Linked DNA regions of Homo sapiens: region 2 is linked to region 1. Evidence: chromatin loops called from intact Hi-C (ENCODE). Cell type or tissue: GM12878. All regions are shown on one strand.

Region 1 (8,000 bases):
GAAGGGCATAGTTTGTGAGCTATCAGGATGAGAATTCAAAATAATTTTTAGGCCAAAAGTAATGAATTAAAACAGCAATATGAAGATTTTTTTCCATGCACATATTATCTCATTTAATCATCATAGTAGGGTATTAATATTACTAATAACCCTCATTTATTGTATGCCCTGAATGTGCTAGATGCTTACCTTTGCCTTTCCAAATAATATCTTTTTTTGAGACAGAGTTTTGCTCCTGTTGCCCAGGCTGGAGTGCAATGGTGCGATCTCGGCTCACCGCAACCTCTGCCTCCCAGGTTCAAGTGATTCTCCTGCCTCAGCCTCCTGAGTAGCTGGGACTACAAGCATGCACCACCATGCCTGGCTAATTTTGTATTTTTAGCAGAGAGGGAGTTTCTCCATGTTGGTCAGGTTGGTCTCAAACTCCTGACCTCAGGTGATCTGCCCACCTCAGCCTCCCGAAGTGCTGGGATTACAGGCGTGAGCCACTGCACCTGGCCTCCAAATAATTTTATACATATATAATATTTCTGCTACAGAAAAGGAAACTGAAGGTCAAATAAATTGCATACCTTCTATGACATTGTACAGGTAATGCTGGAGCTGGGATTTACAAACAGGTCAATCTGACACTCAAACTGAAAACCCTCTTTCTTATACCCTACTTGTTTTTCAGATGAAATGTATCAGAGAAGTATAAATTCTGCACTAAAATTCAGAAACTTCATTGTATAAGAACAAAGTGGAGAAGATTTAGTTTAACAGTGGTTCATGTGAAAAGGTATGAAGCATTTGGTTTGCCTGTAAGCATCTTATGAATTATCCAGATGAGTCACTGACATCCCTCCAAATGAATACAATCTTGGATTATAGAATACAGCCCAGAAAAAAGAAGGGCAAGAATCACACTGTGCCCTACCATGAGTGAAATATGGTGCTTGGTTCTGAGGCACTCACCCTAAAAGAGCACTGTCTATTTGAGCAAGCCCAGAATAATTTGACCAGAACGATGAAGATAGGTCATATGAATAATGGTTGAAGGAGCTACAATGTAGAAAACATGCTACATTTAGCTGTATATAGTTAACATTTGTTCATGCATATTATGAGCCAGACACTATTTTTACTATTTTACAGCTTTAATTCATTTAATTCTCAAGATAATCTTATTAAATAGGTGCTGTTATTATTACTTCTATTTTACAGATGAGGAAATCGAAGTGCAGAGAGGTGATATAAACTTTCCCAAGGTCACATAGTCAAAAAGTCTGGTTCCTATTTTCAAGTGGAACAGGAAATTAGAGGAGAAATTACATACCTTATTTAGCTAGAAATATTTTAAAAAATCAAACAAGAAAGGTTGCTCTAGAAGAGTACACTTTGATTCCCAGAAACCTAATAATTTACATTATTTCAAAAGGGCCTTGCTGAGTTATCTATTACCTGATGCTTTCAAACAGGCATATTTTTGGAGGGATTCTATAGCATTGAAGAGGATGAATAATATGATTTACATGTTTCCTTCCAACTCAATGAGCCTATCAGTGTCAGCATAGTCCCATATGATGGGTTAAAGTGAGAGCATTTATCCTCCCAGAATCTTGAAGCTTATGTAGAAACATCTAGATTAACTGGAACTTGATTTCAAGAACCCTAAATTAATCAAAATGTGTTGCTGCCTTCTGCTTTTAGAGGTGATTTTTGGATGTTTTTAAATATTAATTAATCCCTTCATCCACGAGTACATACATTCAGATAACAAAGATTTATTGAGCATCTACTGTATGTAACACTATGCCTGATTTCATCTTTGGCTGTCTATTGTTAGCTCCATTTAATGATGAGAACATTTAAGCTCAAAAATTTAAGCAATTTGCCCAAATCCCCACAGGTAGGAAGGTACAGGAAAAGACTTGGAACACAGGTTTGTCAAACTCTGCTTTTTCCAGTGTACTCTACTCCTTTGGCAAGAAAATCAAGTAGATCCATATTTCACAAGTAATTTCAATAAAAAGGGTTCTACTTGTGTCTTGGGTCATTAGCTCAACAAACATCACCGGTTCTCCTTTCGCTTAGGGCTGGTATAGTGTTTGTTGGTGAAGAATACAAAGGTTAAAAAAAGAGACCAGGCAAAAAACATTGTTCTGTCTTGGAGAGGGTTCAGTGCTGGGTGGGGAGACATCTGAGAACAGATTATTGCAATTAAGTGAGAAAAGCTGAAAGTTAAATTGCCTAGAGTGTGCATTCTTCTGATCTTCCTGTTAATTGAAATTTTACATCATCAACATCCAGATTGATGCAACAAATGTCTGAGCATGAACGCTGTGCCAGGAGGAGAAAGTACTAGGCATGGTTTCTGCACTCATGAAGGGTCTAGTTAGCTTGGATGCCTGAGGTCTGACCTGGTTCTTGAGATTTCCGTATAGGAAACTAGTGAAACTGTGCAGTTTCATCTTACCTAAAAGTTAGTTAGAAGTCAGCCAGTAAGATAAAACCAGGATATAACAAAATTTACTGTTTAAAATAGCTATATTGGGCATAATATGCTGTCCATGATGAGTTCACAATGAATATCTGAAGACAGTGGGGGTGAAAGAACACCTCAGCTGCAGGCATGATTCTCTGTTTTGGAGCGGTGGATCTCTACTCCAATTGCACGTTAAGATTACCTAGGGAGAGACTGGGTGCAGTGCCTTGTGCCTATAATCCTAGCACTTTGGGAGGCTGAAGTGGGCAGATTGCCTGAGCTCAGGAGTTCGAGACCAGCCCGGGCAACATGGTGAAACCCCATCTCTACTAAGATACAAAAAATTAGCCAGGTGTGGTGGCATGCACCTGTAGTCCCAGCTATATGGGAGGCTGAGGCACAAGAATTGCTTGAATCTGGGAAGTAGAGGTTGCAGTGAGCCGAGATCATGTCAGTGCACTCCAGCCTGGGGGAAATTTTTAAAATCTGATGCCCAGGGCTTTGCCCAAGATCAATTCAATCAGAAATCTGGGAGGAGGATGGGCCCCAAACAAGTGTTTTTAAATATATGTATTTCCCACATGATTCTTATTTGCAATAAGGGTTAATTAAGAACCTCTTCTCAGTAGAAAACAAACCTGCAAATATTTCTAGCTCTGGGCATTGTAAAACTCACACCTCTGGCTATTGTAAGCAATTTATTTTGCTCCTTTTCAAACTCTCAGAGATGGTGAGGCACAATCAGATATCAGAGATGATGGAAAATGTTGGAAATAGCTCTGCAACTAGCAGGCAAGCTGGTTCTGAAATGTCGGCTCATCTTAATTTCAGCTGTGTTTAGAGAAGACCATCTTACTGGTTCACAGAGCACTCCCTTGTGGCTAAATTATTATGGGCCAACACCGATTCTTGTTTGCAACCTTCTGCAACAAACACACACATAAACACACACACACACACACACACACACACACTCTTCTCAGGATAAAATATTTTAAAATGCTGACTTTAAGATTTCAACAAAGCATTAAGTATTTTTCTTATATATAAAAAGTTCTTTCCAGAAAGAAAATCCTAGCCATATGACCAACAAGAGGCTGCATGGATCACTGAGAAAACCCTGAGTGTCCACCCATGCTCTGTGGGTTGTGGTTTAAGATGACTCTTTGGACCTCAGATTCTTCATGTGTCAAATGAATCAATGGGACTCTCTGACTGCATTATACTAATGTTCTATAATCTATGATTCACTTTTCTAGAGGACTCAGCCAAGTTGGGGATTCCCTTATTTATCTAGTAGATTAAACTCTTCAGACTCTTAAAGAGGTAGAAGGAAATAGTTCGAGATGAGCAAAGTGGTTTTGTTTTGTTTTCCTTCCTCAACCCCCTTCCTGCATCATTGAGCTGGGTGAACAGTTGCTAAGAAAAAAGCGAAATGTTCCAAACTAGGGGACTTTTTGGACATAGATTCTGAAACTTCAGTTGTGATGTTGGCTGGACACAGTGGTTGGCTTTCTTTGTGGGGAATGGCACAAGAGAAGAGAAAGATCTGCTTTTCATATGTCAGAACTAATTGTGAAATAAGTGGGCCTACAGACTAATCTAATCATGCTTTTCTTTATTCACCTCATATAAAAGTCTCTTTAGAATGCATTTGAACACAATATATAATAATAATACTATAACATACATTGTGAGAAACATTTGAAAATGATAAAATGTCCACCTGAAACAATGCAGTGTTCATAGACATACATTGGTCATGCACATTTGTGCCATTTTCTGTAATTACTGAGTCACAATGCTGAACTGAAAGCATGAAACATATTTTACAAACTGAAACTGACATCAGTAAGAGGCCTAACAAGTGTTATCAGAAGAGGCTTCACATTTGCGTAATTTGCTACATCAGTTCACATTTTATTATAAAAATTCACATTGTTTTATTGTTTTCTTTTGTAATGAACTGGAACATGACATTCCTGCTTAATGGCAGGCAGGAGGCTACCTCTTCAAAGTCAGTAGTTCGGGAGCATTCAGAAGAATCATCTGTGAGCAAATGTAGTGTTTCCTTTTGAACCAAAGCCACAATGATAGTAGGATCCAGTTATAACCCAACTCATGCCCACATAGATTTGGATAGAACCTGGGTAAAAACTACATCCCATTGCCCCCTGCCCCTATCAAGCTATACAAAAGTAAAAGCTCAGTATAAACCATTTAGTATCTAATGTGAGAATATTGTTTCCAAAACTGGTTCATAAAGGGGTTGTGCAGAAGTAGCAACTCAGGCAGGGAAAGGGCAGACCCTTTGAACAAAAGCCCACCCCTGTCCTCTCTGCCAAGGGGGCCATATGTCTCTACTAAGTGACGTTTGGGTTATATAATACACAATACAAAACATTACAAGAAAAAGTCGTAACTCTTAGGCAGAGTTTTCTACACAAATTTAACACCACCATTGGCAGGCAATGTTAGATATATAAATTAATAACTTACAAAACATTACATTATATACATTAAGTAATAAATACACGGTTATAAACAGGAATGGAGGTGTTAGCGCAGAAGGCAGTGCAAGAGAAGGACGGCAGCATTACATTGAAAACAGCCTAACGGGGTGAAGAGAGGAGGTAGGGAACAGGGCCAGGGACTGTACAACTCCTGTGGGGGGCAGGGTCCAAGACACAGCAGGGCACACTGCTGAGTTCTATGCAGACTCTCACGGTGAACGACACCACTGCTCCTTTCTACCCCCTAATTTGTTCAATTTTATTCTGTTTACAGCAAAAAGTTAAAAGTACTGTTGGAGGCAGGCAAACAGAGAGAAGTTTTAAGAGTGACTGTGGAGTTGGACTGGACAACAGGGGAAGGAAGTAAAATGTGGTTAGAAGTGTATCCTTTCTGTCTGTTTGCAAAAGTAACTGTAGTAAAGTGAAGGATATTGCCCAAGAAAGAAGGAAGACTATTTTCTTTCCCTTTTCCAGAAAGAGTCAAAAAAGTTTGTCAACTTTGAAAGCTTATCTGTGTAGAAGTTGATACTAAACTCCAGGTATTCAACAGGCATTTTAAAGACATGAAAATGTTTTACAAAAAAGGCACACAGGTTGGCAGACAAAGGGACAAGTGAGAAGATTCATAAATGAAGTTATTAGTCAGTGAGTTCAGTCACTGTCGGGGATAAGTTCCCGAAACTTAGTGCAGAATGATCTCTCAGTTTTGTGTCTTCCATTTTCAAGCCATGTGTCTTGATCAGAATCGGCCCCCAGCAACAGCTTCAGCCCTCTCCACCAAGCTTGCCATCAAGGCAAGTCAACCGTGGGATTTCCTGAGCTGCTATTTGCTTCCTGGTCTTGCTTTCTGACTCCAAACTCAAGTAACTGAAAGGCCAGGTGGCCCTTGTCCTGTGCAGGTCTTGGCCCCCATGGTGGGCTGGCCCTACCACATAGCTGGCATGCTCATCAAGGATAGAATGTTCATCTCCACAGGGAGAGGGGGATTATGTATCCACGGGGGACTTGTCTTCTGTTGCAATGTCTATGTCAGTCTCTCCCAGGGAATCTCTGTTTTCTGGATCAATCACACAAAGCGTCTTTGTGCTGCTGAAATAGCTGTGTCCCTCTCCCTCCTTCTCAGGTCCTTCAGAATCTTCCTCATCGAGAGTCAGTTCAAACTGAAACTTCTCCATCAGACCCTGGCAGTCCCTGTTCTGCTCGTCCAGTGGTGGTGAGGGACTTTGAGGTATCATGCTCTGATACCAGTTCCTGTTATCTTCTAAGGTATCGAGAATGTCCTGAGCATCAGGCTGTACCAAATCTGCCCATGTCTCCCACAATGGATGGACAATGTAGTCGATGAAACCAACCTGGAGAAAAATAAGATGACACATCTGTTATTGTGATGGTGCTTGAAAAGTAAACAAGGTTTCCTGGTTTCCATGCAAAGAAAGAACATTAATAACTTCAGAAAGATCAATCATAATGGATTCCATGATTTGGGCACTCACAATACAGTGGGTCTTACACTGAATGCAATCGATGTATTCTCTCTTAATCCTGGAAGGTAAGTATTGCTGTTTACTATTTACAAAGGCAGAAACTACGACTTATTGAGATTAAATATCTTGTCAGAGGTCACATAACTAGTGACTGGTGGAGCTGGGACTCAGTCCCAGCTTCATCTGATTCCAAAGCCCGTGTTCATCTTGCTACAACAGACTGCATTTCCTTTTATGTGCGCCAGATAAGAAGTCTGGATGGAATCCTCATGATTTCCAGGGACCCAAAGACAAAGAATGACTTTGCCACTACTTGGATTCTGTGAGTCATTTTCTGAAGAAGGCAGGCCCAGGTCTAACGTGTTTTGACTCAATATTTTTTCCTTGTTAACTTTAAAATATGTTGCTATTCCAAAGTGATGAGGAGCTGGCTCCTGACTACTCTGGAATTTCTCAAGTTCTGTGGAATGCTTTTGGCTGGTAGAGGAGTTTGATGAAACACGTGAAAATACTTTGAGCCCTGAAAGAAACACATATCCCCTCGGTGGACATCCATGCAATTGTTTTGGATCTACAGAGCACGCAGTCATTTCCAACAGGTGAAAGAAGGGAAAATAAAAAACAATTAAGCAGTTCCTTTTGCTGATGTTCCTGTGATTAAATACCAGGCTTATGGCTCTGTTATGGTTTACTCAGGGGCTATGCATCCTGCATGAGCTAGCAGTGTGGCCTTACGCTGGCCTCCTCATTGTTGGACAAACAGGAAACACTGGGGGTGGGGACAAGTAGAGAGAAAGAACAGGCACTAGTTGAATGAGGGAAGGGAATTCCCCTGCCATGGTCTGGGGAGCTACAGAGATGCTGCATTGGGATTTAGGGGTAGATGGTCAAAGGGCACCCACCCATGGGACATTATATAGGTCTCTTTCCACACTACTGGAAACTTTCCTTTATTAACATGTTGGTAATTGGCCAGTCATTTAATACATCCAAGTTGTACTGTACACAAGAACTTTGGTCATATGTGATTCTTTCATAAATAAAATTATATATATATATATATATATATATATATATATATATATAGTATGATGTGTGTGTATATATATATATATATATGTATGATGTGTGTATATATATATGTATGATATATATATATTTTCTTATTCTTCTTCTTTCTGGTGCTTTCCTAGCCTTAAAAAGGAAGTTTCACAGCAAAGTCAGGGAATCTCTGATCTATACTGGTTACAAAAACTCAACCGTACATGATTCAGATATTTCTCTCACTTCCACCCACTCCTTTTCCCTCCCTTTTACTTCTTTATGTGTGCTTAATGAATGTTAGAGACTATTTTCAAGGTGTTTTCCAGGGACCCAAAATAACAAGCTCAAGGTAATGGAGAAAATTGAATAAGCTGAACACAGTGCAGTCATTTCCTTTCTTCGCTTGTTTTGCTTCTGCTAAGAAATGCTGAGAATGTTTTTGAAAGGTAGCTGCTAGTTATTTATTCCCTAGATCACAGGACGAGAGAGCTG
Region 2 (8,000 bases), 560 kb after region 1:
AAATCAAAATTGAGTATGAACCATTTTATGGTTATTGATACAAATTGCCAATTTGCCTTTGGGGAAAATTGTACCAATTTATATTTCTACTCACAGTTTAAAGGTCCTTTCACTAAAAATTCTTCAAAACTGGCTATTTTTCCTTCTGAAACCTTTTATGAATTATCAATTCGGTAGCAGCAACCTTGCTTTAAGTTGCACTTATTTGGTTACTATGGAGAATTAATATATCTTCAAGCGTTTATTAGCTGTCAAGGGTTGAGATAATTAATTGTACTCACCACCCCACCCCAAAACCAAATCTCTCTATCTCTCTCTCTCTCATACACACACACACACACACACACACACACACACACACTGCATTAATAATCACTAAAAACAGAAACAGGAATCACACTGATTTTAAAAAATAGCTTTCTTAATGTTTAGGCTGATCAGAAAAGAATACTTGACTTTTGATAACACTTGGACCTTCCAAGATTCTTCTAAAACTGAAACACAAGCAGCTGAGGTGCATCTATAGGAAAAGAGAAAATTGAGAAAGAGCCGAGCCAAGCAGTTGTTATTTTTTTCTCACCAATTATTAAGATCAGTTAGCTTAGGATGGAGTCAGAAATGAGGAAACGGAACAAGGTACTGTAGCTGAAGTCCTTTTATGTAAAAACTTGAGGCAGGTGAATATGGTTCCTTCCTTATATAGCAATATGTATGAATCCTTTTACTGATTGCTTTTATATACTTTGTCCAATATTCTTTGAAGAGAGTAGGATTGTTATTATTGACTGATAAGTGCATTTTATTTAATAAGAATGTATCTTTGTCATATATGATCAAATGTTTAGTTCAGTTTAAATTTTTTTAGCTTCAGGACAAATTTTATTGAACAGAAACTCCTAATTTTACAATTGGTTTCTCAATGAACCTTTTTTTAAAAATAAACTTTTTTATTTTCAAATCATTTTAAATTTACAGAAAAGTTGTAAAGATAGTACAGAGTTTCCATACACACTTCAGCCATTTTTCCACTAAGGTCCTTTTACCATTCCAGCATCCAATCCAGGATACCATGTTGCATTTATTCTCAGTTTAATTTTTAATTTTGGTTGTATTTTTTCTCACTTACAGAGCCAACAGTACTCAATTTCTATTCCCAAACTGAACTACCATTTGATAAATAATTGTGTTGTCTCGTGACTTGAAACACCAACTTAATCATCTATATGGCTTCCAAATTTATATATCTTAAATTAAATTTCTTCAAAAGCAGAGATGTAATATTTATGTTGGCTCTTAAAGCACAAGTTATGCTTGCTTAAAAATGTGTGTTGAGGGTGGGGGGGAGGGGGGAGGGATGGCACTGGGAGATTACCTAATGCTAGATGACGAGTTAGTGGGTGCAGCGCACCAGCATGGCACATGTATACATATGTAACTAACCTGCACATTGTGCACGTGTACCGTAAAACTTAAAGTATAATAATAATAAATAAATAAATAAATAAATAAATAAATAAATAAATAAATAAAATGTGTGTTGAATGAAGAATTAATGAACACACTTTTGCTGGGAAATGCAATAATTTTTGCATAGCCAAGCACTTTCTAATTACCTAGAAAAATCAAGCTTTTCCATAACTAGGTATTTACTCAAGACAAATAAAAACATATATCCATGCAAAAACTTATACAAAAAAAAATTTGTAGCTGGTATTTTTGTAATAGTTTACACCTGGGAACAACCTAAATGACAATCAACAGGTAAATGTATAAAGACATTTTGCTATATCCCATACAGCAATAAGAAAAAAAGCATCCTTTGAGTGACAGAAACAAAAAAAAGCAGATACTATATGATTCTATTTATATAAAATTATAACAACTAAAACTAATTCACAGTGAAAGAAAGCAGATCAGTGTTTGCCAAAGGATGGGTTAGAGAGAGGAATGGACAGCAAGGAGGCACCAGGAAACTTTCGAGAGTAATGGAAATATCTTGATTGTGGTGTTTTCATAATTGAACACATTTGTCAATAGTCACTAAATTGTAGCCTTTTAAATGAGTTTAACTTATTGTACTTAAGCAGTATCTCAATAAAGTTTCTTTTAAAAAAAAGCATTACAGAAGGTGCACAAAATAATCCATTGGTTATAAGAATATATATATTACATTCATCTTTTATCAATGTATTTCATCTTCATAAATTTCTGTTTTCACATATTCTCTACAGCATCTAAACATATGTACATATAATAAGATGATGTGACTTAAATATTGTTATAAGGATGAGGGAGCAAAAGGATTTGAAGACTACCAGTCCAGCCAGCTAGAGGAAGAGTGCTGACACACACCCTGAGCTGTTTCCATCAACCAGCAGCTGCCTCGGGCAAGGCTTTGGCAAGCAATGTGCTGTAGTCAATTCACGACTGAATTTTCTGTCAAGTGCCCAGAGTGCCCCAGCCCTTCTGTTCACCTGGCTCTCGACTCTGGGTAATACCCAAAGCTCAAAACTTGGACTTCTTCACTGTTCTCTTTTTAGTCTAATAATTGGCTTAAAGCTCACATACACTCAGGGCTTCTATTATCAGCATAACACTGAAGACAAACAAATCTATATTCCAGATCTCTCAACTGTTGTTTTTTTTTTTTTTTTTTTTGCCGCAGTGCCTACTGCCTATTGGACACATTATTTTTCAAAGCTACATTCTAATTCAAATTCAGTATTTCTAACCCCATAGCTTCACAAACCAATTTCTTCTCCTACTCTTGCACTGCTGCCAAAGAAAAAAATACCCTGAAGTTATCCTTGATTCATTTTCCTCTTTTACTTTAAAAATCATAATTTCTACCCATTTGCCATTAAGGTCTTAATTTACCTATCTCATCTATCTGTAGCAGTGATTCTTTGAAACTATAGAGGACCCCCTCCTCAGAAAAACTACACTGGCACACATTTTTCATACTATTTTGAATATGATTTCCAGGGCCCACAATGAAAATGTATAGATCTCTATATTGTTCACTTCTAAAATCTGTTTACTCTGATCTGGCTTTTTCCTGAGAGTTCCAGACCACCTTCCAAATACTTTTCAGATAGGTATTATTTTATATGGCAAAAATATCTCAAACTTGCACGTTCAAAACTCAACATGCCATTTCCCCCAGCAAAACTGTATCTTTTTCTTAGTCTTTCTTTAGTGAATGGCAATTCAATTCCCCCAATTAATTAAAATAGTAACTTGCATATTACTGTTGACTTCTTTCTCCCTCCGTATACCTCTCACATCTAAATGGTAATTATAGTGACCTCCCACGATTAGTTAAGTGGCATGCATTTGACAAAGTATTAACAACCAACCCACCATATATGCTTACATATTTTCTGTATGAATTTAAATAAGTGACTCACTCCTCTACAGGTGAGCAGCTAATAAACCAAACCCTCAATACCTCATTCCTGAACTCCCTCGGTAGCCTCCTAACTCTCTGCCTGTTCCCAATCTCGTTCCAGTTTTAGTATCTCCCAACATGTCTTAGAATAGATTTAGGTATTCCCTCTCCAGCCCCTACAGAAACTTTAGTGTCCTTATCTTCATTCTTAAGGTTTTGTATTCCTGGGGCAACTTTTCCAGGGCTGTCTAGGACCCTTAGAAAGCAGTTGACAGGCAAATAGAAATAAAGAAGCTAGAGAATAATTGTTTAAGGTGTTATACTCTCTCCCAACCCCTGCCCAGTGCTATCTATTTGTGTTTTCATGGAGACTTTAGAATAGAGCTTCTCAACCAGTGCATTTCTATACATAATATCATATAGGAGGCTGAGACAGTCGTCCCCTCAGTCCCTAGGATAGGCATGTAATTCCTAGAACCACAAACAGCATTATCTATGTAGTTCAGTATTTACTACAAATATTAACATTCCAAAGTGTGCCAATGGATGAAAAAAATAATTGAGAGGCATTTAAAACACAGAAAGTCCCTCCAGTATCTAAAAACAATGAATTTCCACCCTGACATTTTACTGTCTTGGAAATTTAATGCCACCAACCTATAGTTAAAACCTACATGATTATGGCCAATTACATTTGGAAGGGATTTGTCCAAGTTGGCCCTGGATCAGGGAGAGCAGCAGCAGGTGAGAAATGCTGCCTTTGAGCAGCTGATGCAACCCAGGTGTGGCAGAGCATGGAGGGCCATACCCTAAGAAGGAGACCAGCAGAGAAACTGAAACAAGTGAGTAACTAACCTACAAGAGGACCCAGAAATTTAGAAAAGGAACTCTCAGAGCAGAAACTGAAAGCCAAGAACAGAACCCAAAATTGAGTCAGAGGAAATGAGGCAAAAGGTCAGACCTCGGGGAAGGAAGCTAGAGATGCCAAATCAGCAGAAGGCTGAGGGCTGAGGTCAGGGATGAGTCAATTCATCTGCTCTCAAAGCCAAAAGAAGCCCTAGCCCTTGAGCCACCACAAGGGTTAAAACTTCTTTAGTGAAATGAAAGGAACTAAGCTTAATTCCTCACTGAAACCTCAGTACTACAATATGTTAATTTTGTCTTTTAATGGTCCTGGGGTTTTTTTTGGTTTGTTTGTTTGGCTTTACTTTTTCCCCCTAATTTCCTCATTTACCTTCTGTATATTTTATATTTCATGTAATTTTTATTTAACGTTAATGAAACAGCAGCTTTCAAGTTGTCTTAGGCAGACAAGAAATTTTTTTCTAAATTTATTGAAATAAAAGTATATGTAAATTATGTCATAATATAAAGAGAAAATCCAAGCCACCTTACTATCATTAATATTAATATTATTTGTATTACTAGTAGCTATCATGTACTTAACTTTGTAACCTTGTGTCTTGTACTATGCTAGATGACTTTATATGTTAACTCACTCCTCACATTATCCACAGGAGGGATTATTAGTCACAAACAAATGAGGAAATCAAATAGGTCAAAAATTTTTCCATGATCCTATAACTAATAAATGGCAGGAATGAGATGTAAACCTGTGATGTGTCTGATTCTTAATTACTGCACTCAGCTCTATTTTATTTAAAATATGCTTATTTAAATATGACCCACATAAAATGGGTCATTTGCTTAATGAACATCTGTCAAAGCACAGCTGGGTATTAAGTACTTTTCTAGGTGCCCTTGGGGCAAAAGAAAAAGGAGAATCTGACATAGCCAAGCCTTGAGGATGCTCAAGTTAAGTTTGAAGACAAGACGTAGTCCATGAAATACAACAAAAATTAGTCCAAAGTCATAGGTAAGCCTTCAATTTGAGCCCTGAAGATACTATTTCTCAGCATATGACCCTGAGCAAGTTATTCTTATTGTGTAAAGCTGAGATCATAATGATATGAGCCTCATGGGGTGTTCTAAGGATAAGATGAGATAATGTAGACCATTAGTTTTCAACTTCAGGTGATTTCCTCTCTGACAAAAGATATTTGATAATGTCTGAAGCATTTTTGGTTGTCACAACTGGGTAGGGGGAAAAGAGAGTGTTGTTTGCATCTAGTTGGTAGAGGCCAGGGATGCTGTTAAACACCCTGCAATGCACGAGACAGGCTGTCTCCCAAACAGGGAATCATCTGGCCCAAAGTATCAATTGCACTGGGGTTGAGAAACCCTAACGTATTCGAAGCGTTTAGCAGAATCCTAAAGGCATTTAGTAGTAGATCCTCCACATTAACTCACTATATTTGCATGAAAAGGGGGTAGCACTTATGGCATTTATGTACTTAAGAAAAGAATTAAATAGAAAATAATTGTAAATATTAATAATAATTTTAAAATATAACCCTTTAAGAAAAAGTCTTACAAGTCAATGTGGTAGGTAAGAGCATAGGCTTTGGAGTCAGATAGACCTAAGTTTGAATCCTGGCTCTGTGTAATGCTGAAAAAAGTATTAATCTGAACCTCTCCATTTCTTCATCTTTAAAATGAAAATAAATATATCTAAGTTATATACCTGGAACATACTGAAACTCTCAATAAATATTTTTAAAGTTTTAACATACTGAGTCTTAAGCAGGCACTAGAAAAAGTATAGACTTTGGGTTGGTGAAAGAAAAAAAACAAGTCAGCCCTCGCTATATAAACTTAAGCAAATTACTTGGCTGAGGCTTAATGTTTTCATCCTCAAAATTAGTATAATAATGCTTTCATCACAAGGTAATAGTAGGAATTAAATGAGACTGCATTTAAAGCATTTCCTAAGATGCTTGGCACATGGTGAGTGCTCAATAAATATTAGTTACCTTCCTCCAGAGGAAAAAACAAAATCTTTATAAAGGTACTTAGGTCAAAATAAATAGCAAAAATTACCTTTGCTAGAGCAGAAAGTGTGGACTAAGGACTTTTGGAATATCCCATAATTTATCAACACTCCACCTTGGAGAAGCCCTGTTTCTGCATTTGAAAGGGAAGCTATACACTGCCTGTCCTTTTCACTGCCCACCAGCTTTCAACAAGCATCCTTCTTTTGGCCTAGGAATGTCACTGTGGCTTATCTAGGCTGAAAGAGAGTGCAGCCCTTGGCTGCAATTACTGGAAGAATAAAAATTCAATTCTTGAACTACAAATTTAACTGCATTTTAAGAGCACCAAAAAGATCCACAGCAGAAACTATTCATAAATAAGTTAAGCACAAGGCATGATTTATCAAGATATTTGTCATTCTATCTCTAAAAATGATCATTAATGCTGCTTTTATGACCATCTCTGAAAATCAGTTTGTCAGGCAGTAATACCAGAAACAAAATTACTCATTCAGTGACTGACTTCCTAGTCAAGACAGATGATATCTGAAAGTATAATAAATGCTATTTCAGAAAGTGCAGTTTAAATTTCAACAAAAATAAGAAAATAACCATAAACTATCCAATTCCAAGCTATGAATGCTAAAGCCTCTTTAAATATCCTATATCATGTACTTAAGATAATTTCCCAATCAAATGAAGGCAGTGTTTAGATCTCCTCATTTATGCTAATATTTCAATATGAAAAATGAGTCCATATACAAATGGAATATAAAATATAACACATATAACTTCACTAGTCTAAATGGCTTAATGAGTGTATTTTCCATTTGAAATTATATGTTTGCTGTCATTTGGCAAAGCTGACGATCTCATGGCAATTCTATAGGTTGTTTTTGATGCATCTTCTGAATTCGTTTTGCAATTTTTTTTTTTTTTTTTTTTTTTTTTTTTTGTGAGATGGAGTCTCACTCTGTCACCCAGGCTAGATTGCAGTGGTGCAATCTCAGTTCACTGCAACCTCTGCCTCCCAGGTTCAAACAATTCTCCTGCTTAAGCCTCCCAAGTAGCTGGGATTACAGGCCCGTGCCACCATGCCCAGCTAATTTTTGTATTTTTAGTAGAGACGGGGTTTCATCATGTTGACCAGGCTGGTTTCGAACTCCTGACCTCAAGTGATCCACCCGCCTCAGCATCCCAAAGTGCTGGGATTACAGGCATGAGCTACCACGCCCAGCCCATTTTGCATTTCTAAAGACTAAATATCTACCCACACACCACATAACATGTTCAAAAAACAATTCCACTTTCTGTTATTCTGTTAAAACCTAAACATATTGTAAAAGCCTGATCTGTGTGTCCAAAAAATGAGCTACTCTTAAGTTGTCTTTTTCTGAGAAATAGAAAATAACAACAATCATGTACTAGAAGCATTCAACTGATTATATGTCCCTCTAAACACAAATCAGCCATAACTGAAAAGGTTCTACCCTTTACCAAGTACAGGATACACATAGAAACCTTTTGTACTACCCACATTCATTTCCAATGCTTTCCAATGCTATTAAATTTCCTACTACATGACACTTGTCAGGTCCCACCACATCAGAATTCCAAAAATTTCAGAGGGCCCCCACTGCCATTAAGATAAAGATCCCCCTCCTAAAACTCACTTTCATATGCTCAAAGTTCACAGTGTGATCTCAGCCCACCTTTCAAACACGTCCTCCCATTCC

The links. Peaks named below come from ENCODE experiments on the same cell type or tissue, not always from the same donor. Only the 100,000 strongest peaks of a DNase experiment are listed, where the experiment ranks them.
Region 2: it touches region 1 in a loop (4-fold over the local background); 1 of 110 quality-filtered maps calls a loop at or near these places.

Annotation. Positions count from the first base shown.
Region 1 is chr1:66,370,645-66,378,644 of GRCh38, reverse strand. It overlaps PDE4B (phosphodiesterase 4B), which reads right to left. Exons shown (of 17, transcript NM_002600.4): 17 at 4,071-6,332. The coding sequence ends at 5,967. Among named protein-coding and RNA genes, the nearest start is that of SGIP1, 160 kb to the left of the region's middle. RefSeq lists enhancers at 4,189-4,368, 5,315-5,364, 5,735-5,824. In GM12878, a CTCF peak has its summit at 3,341 (motif pointing left); DNase peaks (open chromatin) are centred at 3,874, 4,274 and 7,924; H3K27ac peaks cover 5,896 bases.
Region 2 is chr1:65,808,552-65,816,551 of GRCh38, reverse strand. All of the region lies in intron 1 of PDE4B (phosphodiesterase 4B), which reads right to left. Among named protein-coding and RNA genes, the nearest start is that of PDE4B, 20 kb to the right of the region's middle. RefSeq lists an enhancer at 4,151-4,380. In GM12878, no CTCF peak of the experiment used is centred here; a DNase peak (open chromatin) is centred at 4,311.